Linked DNA regions of Homo sapiens: region 2 is linked to region 1. A link is a contact called in ENCODE Hi-C or POLR2A ChIA-PET data. All regions are on one chromosome and are shown on one strand. Each heading gives the region's core, a stretch centred on a gene start or an enhancer-like site at or near the end of the contact. The rest is flanking DNA. Distances are from core to core; before and after follow the strand shown. Region 1 has its middle 17 kb from the start of ASXL2. Region 2 holds the start of HADHA (hydroxyacyl-CoA dehydrogenase trifunctional multienzyme complex subunit alpha).

Evidence for each region. A loop is a pair of places that touch in the nucleus more often than their neighbours do. ChIA-PET counts read pairs that join two places held with the same protein, here RNA polymerase II (POLR2A).
Region 2: POLR2A ChIA-PET joins it to region 1 with 13 read pairs in activated CD4-positive, alpha-beta T cell. The contact joins the promoter of HADHA here to the enhancer-like site in region 1. A Hi-C loop is called at or near these places in 1 of 168 maps with a recorded cell type or tissue (dorsolateral prefrontal cortex). POLR2A ChIA-PET finds 5 or more read pairs at or near these places in 1 of 52 experiments (activated CD4-positive, alpha-beta T cell).

Annotation. Positions count from the first base shown.
Region 1 is chr2:25,893,822-25,896,521 of GRCh38, forward strand. No RefSeq gene overlaps it. Among named protein-coding and RNA genes, the nearest start is that of ASXL2, 17 kb to the left of the region's middle. Within about 2 kb of position 1,415, at least 2 of the 41 ENCODE cell types and tissues checked have a DNase peak (open chromatin) inside an H3K27ac peak, as active enhancers do.
Region 2 is chr2:26,243,196-26,245,895 of GRCh38, forward strand. It overlaps HADHA (hydroxyacyl-CoA dehydrogenase trifunctional multienzyme complex subunit alpha), which reads right to left and starts at 1,437. Exons shown (of 20, transcript NM_000182.5): 1 at 1,335-1,437. The coding sequence starts at 1,401. HADHB (hydroxyacyl-CoA dehydrogenase trifunctional multienzyme complex subunit beta) reads left to right here and starts at 1,744. Exons shown (of 16, transcript NM_000183.3): 1 at 1,744-1,795. RefSeq lists enhancers at 1,279-1,959, 1,814-1,913.

The sequences.
Region 1 (2,700 bases), core at 165-2,664:
GAGGCTGAGGCAGGAGAATGGCTTGAACCTGGGAAGTGCAGGCTGCAGTGAACCAAGATTGTACCACTGCACTCCAGTCTGGGCAACAGAGTGAGACTCCATCTCAAAAAAAAAAAAAAAAAGACTGCAAAGCAGTAGGTGTAGGGACAGTGTCTGCCATGTTCATTATTGTATTTGCAGTGCATCTTGTGATACTTGCTTTTTTTTTTTTTTTTTTTGAGATCTGTCTCTCCAGCCTGGGTGACAGAGCAGACAAAACCTCTTCTCTACCAAAAACACAAAAATTATCCAAGCATGGTGGCGCATACCTGTAATCCCAGCTTGGGTGGCTAAGGCTGGAGAATCGCTTGAACCCGGGAATTGGAGGTTGAGTGAGCTGAGATCATGCCACTGTACCTCAGCCTGGATGACAAGAGTGAGACTCCATCCCAAAAAAAAAAACCAAAAAAACAAAAAACAAGGTCTCCCTCTGTTGCCCAGGCTGTAGTGCAGTGGTGCAATCTTGGCTCACTGCAGCCTTGACCTCCCAGGTTCAAGCAACCCTTCCACCTCAGCCTCCCAGGTAGCTTGGGACTACAGGTGTGCATCACTATGCTGGGCTAATTATTGTATTTTTTATAAAAATCTTGTCTCCTTATGTTGCCCAGGCCGATCTCGAACTCCTGGGCTCAAGCAGTTGGCCTGCCTCAGCCTCCCAAACAAAGCTCAGGGATTACAGGTGTGAGCCACCACGCCTGGCCTCCTGCATTCTTATTGAATGCTATTGGCAGACATGAACTAGTTCGCCTGATGGGCATGAAGGGAAAATCAGAGGCTGTCTGAAACTGTACTGTAGTGCACGTGGCCAAAGGTTCAGAGACTGCAGGAAACAGGAGGGAAGGCAGAGGAGTTGGAGGCCAGCCAGGAGCAAGCTGGGAACAGCCAGGCCATGCTGCTCCTTAGTTACTGCGGGCTTTGTCCTGCCAGATGTCCTCAGCATCTCCTTGGTTTTTGGCCTGAGGAATTTGACTATTCATCCTGAAGTTGTCTTACATGCTCTTCACATTCACAAATACTCTTCAGAGGCCAAATCCATTTTTATATAAATGGGGATATAGCCTGGTCCTAAATAGACTTAGGTTTATTCCAACTTTGTTATTTACTAGCTGAGTGAACTTATGTAATTTATTTGGATTCTCTGATCTTCAGTGTGGGAATAATTTACTTAATAAATCTTTTTTTTTTGTTTTTGAGATGGAGTCGCCCTCTGCAACCTCTGCCTCCCAGGGTCAGGCAATTCTTGTGCTTCAGCTTCCAGAGTAGCTGGGACTACGAACACATGCCACCATGCCTGGCTACTTTTTGTATTTTTAGTAGAGACGGAGGTTTCACCATGTTGACCAGGCTGGTTTCCACCTCCTGACCTTAGGTGATCCGCCTTCTTCAGCTTCCCAGAGCGCTAGGATTACAGGCATGAGCCACCATGCCTGGCCAATAAATCTTTATTCTTGTATGCCTATTATGTGACAGACTCAGACTTGGGTGTTGAGAATACAGAATTAAATCGGGTAAGGGAGGCCCTGCTGTCACGGAGCTTGCTTTTTTTTTTTTCTTTTTTTTTGAGACAGGGTATTGCCCTGTTGCTCAGGCTGGTCTCCAACTCCTGGGCTCAAGTGATCCTCCCCACCTTGGCCTCCCAAAGTGCTAGGATTATAGGCATGAGCCACTGTGCCCAGCCTGTCATGGAGCTTTATTCAAGTAGAGATGAGAGAGAAATAAATAGACAAGACAATATGGGATATTTATAAATTCTAGGAAGACAGTAAAACAAGCTGATGTGAAAGACAATGACTGGGTGGAGGCATTGTTAGATGACAAGAAAAGCCTCTCTGAGAATTTGATATTTGAGCTGAGACAGAAGTAAGGAAGACAAAAAGCAACTAGCCCTCTAAGGATCAGGGTGTGGAGCATTCCAATGAGAGGGAAGGGGAGTTTCAAAAGCCATAAGGCAGAGGAGAGAGTTTGGAATGTCAACAGAACCTAACAAAGATCTAGAATGGAGTGAAGTGGAGAGGGATCTGGGAAGATGTGGGAGAGGTAGGCAGGACTGAGGAAGTGGAGGAGGAGGTGGGAGATTTGCAGAGAGAGAGAATGTGTGAAAAAGTTGCTTTGGAGAATGGAGGAAAGAATGTATTGGGGAAGTGTAGTGGGACTGCTTGGCAGCGTTGACAGTCCTTTTGAGAGGTGTGGTCCTGAATTTAAACTAGAACTAATTGGCATAGTAGATGTTCTGAGGATTAGGTAAAATGAACGGGAGGTTTGGATTCATAGCTGATGCTCAAAAATGTTAACTATCACAAGATGTAGAAAATATTAGAATGAAGGAGAGGAAACCAACCCATTTATTTTTGCTACCATTTGCAACTCAGGAAAGGTAGATAACACGCTATGTGTTCTGATCTTAGATTTAAGACTAACTTTTTCTTCTAAAGTGAGATTTTTGCTTCTGGATTTTTATTTTATTTTATTGATTTTTTTTTACAGAATCTTGCTCTGTCACCCAGGCTGGAGTGCAGTGGTGCAATCTCAGCTCACTGCAACCTCCGCCTCCTGGGTTCAAGCAATTCTCATGCCTCAGCCTCCCAAGTAGTTGGGACCACAGGCACGCGCCGCCACACCCAGCTTATTTATTTATTTATTTATTTATTTATTTATTTATTT
Region 2 (2,700 bases), core at 187-2,686, 350 kb after region 1:
CACGTGCCCTGGCTACCACTTCCGAGTGACATCAGCTGCCGATCCATAAGAAATACCTTCAAACCAATGCAGGGGTAAGATAAAAATTACACGTTACTTTTCAAAAGTGTTGTGAAAATAGGGGAAAAAAACCACCAAACCTGTAAGGAAACATAACCGAAGGCTAACCGTAGGTAAGCATATGAGTAGTAAGACAATGGGTGATTCGTTTTTTTTTCATCTCTTTCCTCAATCCTTACAGCATTTCAATGTTCTATAATGTGCTTATGTTATAATTGGCAAATACATGCTACAGTTTTGTGGAGACTAAAAACAGCTGTTGAAAAAAGGGAGCAGAAAAATATTCAATCATTAAAAAAATCCCCTTACAGTAAGGGATTTCAGCTACTTGTCTAAAAAAAGCATACTACTTCAGCGGTTCCGGAAGAGGGAAGAGAGGTAATTCATATTACAAATTAAATTAAAAGTTAAAATTTCTAGTTAAGTAACTTATTAAGCACAACATGCAATAAAACGTTGTCCACTTTTGACTTTACAGATTTGGGATGGAAAGAAAATGCAACGTTTCCTACAACCACCCACTTTAACCCTTTCACTGCCAGTTTGAAAAGGAAAAACACTAGCTAATACAGGCTGACTGGGAATCATCAGATTACAAATCGTTCTCAGAACGATCTAACATTTTATTGCTTAAGGTAGAGGTATTAGCGTATTTTTAAAGTGTGTCTTCCAGTAAGTTGCAGAACTTCCCGCTGAAATTCAAAATACTATACGTTCACACTGACATTACTGAAACTGCAAGAGTTGAGCTCCCTACTTGATTGGGGTAGTAAGCACAAAAATGGTTTTGAGGGAACGGAGCAGGGAGGGGCAGTGATCTGCAAGGCTGATTAATCCCATACAAGACAGCGCTTGTTGCGGGGTAAGGTGCTGTTTTTAAGACAGCTCTTGTTGCGGGGCAAGGTGCTGTGGAGCCACAAAGATGCGACAGAATGGATCCCGATTCTCCTGGAACTCCGGATCAAGAAAATATGAGGGGCGTGAGCCCAGAAGTGCGACGCAAGAGACCCGCGGAAAGGTGACAGAACGAGTGGCACCAGACTCAGAAAGTTGGGGAGTTAGGAAGCCTGAAATCGCCGCAGGAGTCGTGAGAGGGGAAGTGACAGTCTCTTCAGAAGGTCACGGGAAACCGGGTCCCAGGGCAGTATCCCCACAGAGGGCTGCGTCTCCGGGCTGGGGCAGGCGGCAGCGAAAGGGAGACGCGGCTCCGGGGCCACCCCAGTCCCGGCAGGAGTTCTGCCCGGAGGTCTGGGATGCCCTCGGCCAGGCCTCACCTCGGGAGCGGAGGATCCTGAAGGCAGAAAAGCGGCTGAGGATGCCAATCGCCCGGCAGGCCACCATCTTGAGCTGAAGAGGACAGCAGTGGAGAGCGCCTCTAACGGGTGCGGCCGAGCGGAGGACTTTTCTCCCGTAGCCTGGCAGCCAGGCGCCTGGAGCACTGCCTGACTAAAACCCAGATGCCGAGTGGCCGCCGGCCCCTTAGCCCTGCCCCTCGCTCCTGGCTAACATGGCCGAAAGGTCGTATTCTCCGGGGGAGGACGGGGGCCCGGAGAGGAGGGGGTGGAGTGCCTGGTTTTCCAGTCAGGCGGCCGGAGGGCAGCCCTCAAGAACGGCCCTGACCGCCCGCGGGGTGAGGGGCCCTTTCTGGGCAGGACCCGCCCCTTGGTCCCGCAGAGCCTTGGTACTTGGACCTGAACCTTGCTCCGAGAGGGAGTCCTCGCGGACGTCAGCCAAGGTGAGACGGCGAGCCCTCAGCTCTCCGCCCGGGCTTTCCCAAAGGCGAGATTCCACTTCCTTCCCCGCAACTGTCGCCGGTGCCCCCGGCCCCCTCCCCTCCCTGGGAAAGTGGGAGTTGAGGGAGCGGAAGGAAACTCCTCGGACAAGGTCGGCAGTGCTAGCTGCAGTTAGGACAGTGACTTGGACTAGCGTTCCAGCTGAAGTTCGGGACAGTAGTGTCACCTGCGCCCTAATTTATCATCACAAGTTAACGAAGTCTGGGGGTGTGGGGGTGTGTGTGTGTGTGTGGGTGTGTGTGGGCGTGTGTGGGCGTCGGCCTTAATGTAACCCTGGTCTGCGTAGAAGTGTGTGTTGTTTCGCCTGCTTCCCCTGTACCCAGGTCGGCGGCTATAGAGATTGTGGACGGCGCCATGGGTTTGCCCGATTTCTGCTGTAAAGAATAAGACTAGGTCAGGTGACCTTTCGGGGCTTGAGTGTGGGAGGAACGGAGACAATCCTCCATCCGGCTCCGTTATCCAGATAATCCTGCGCTCTCGGGGGTTTTCCGATCTGGATGATTATCTATCTGGTCGTTCACACCTCAGCTCACTTAAGCGGTGAAGAAACTGCCTACGAATCAGAGAGAGTGATTTTACCCATGGCCATATGTAGTAGAAATAAGACTGGAGCCTAAGTCTACTAACTCCTAGTGAAGAGTTCTTCATTGCATGGTAGCTGTTTTTGTGCTGGAATGATGGGCTGGAGTCCTGGAATAAAGTGATTGATTTCAAAAGGAAGTCACATTGAGAGCCTGCTGTGCTCTGGTCACCTTCATACCTTTTTGTTTAGTCCTCACATTCCCCAAATTATTATCATTTGCATTTTCTAGATGAAGTTTGGGAAGCTCAGAATATATACATTTTC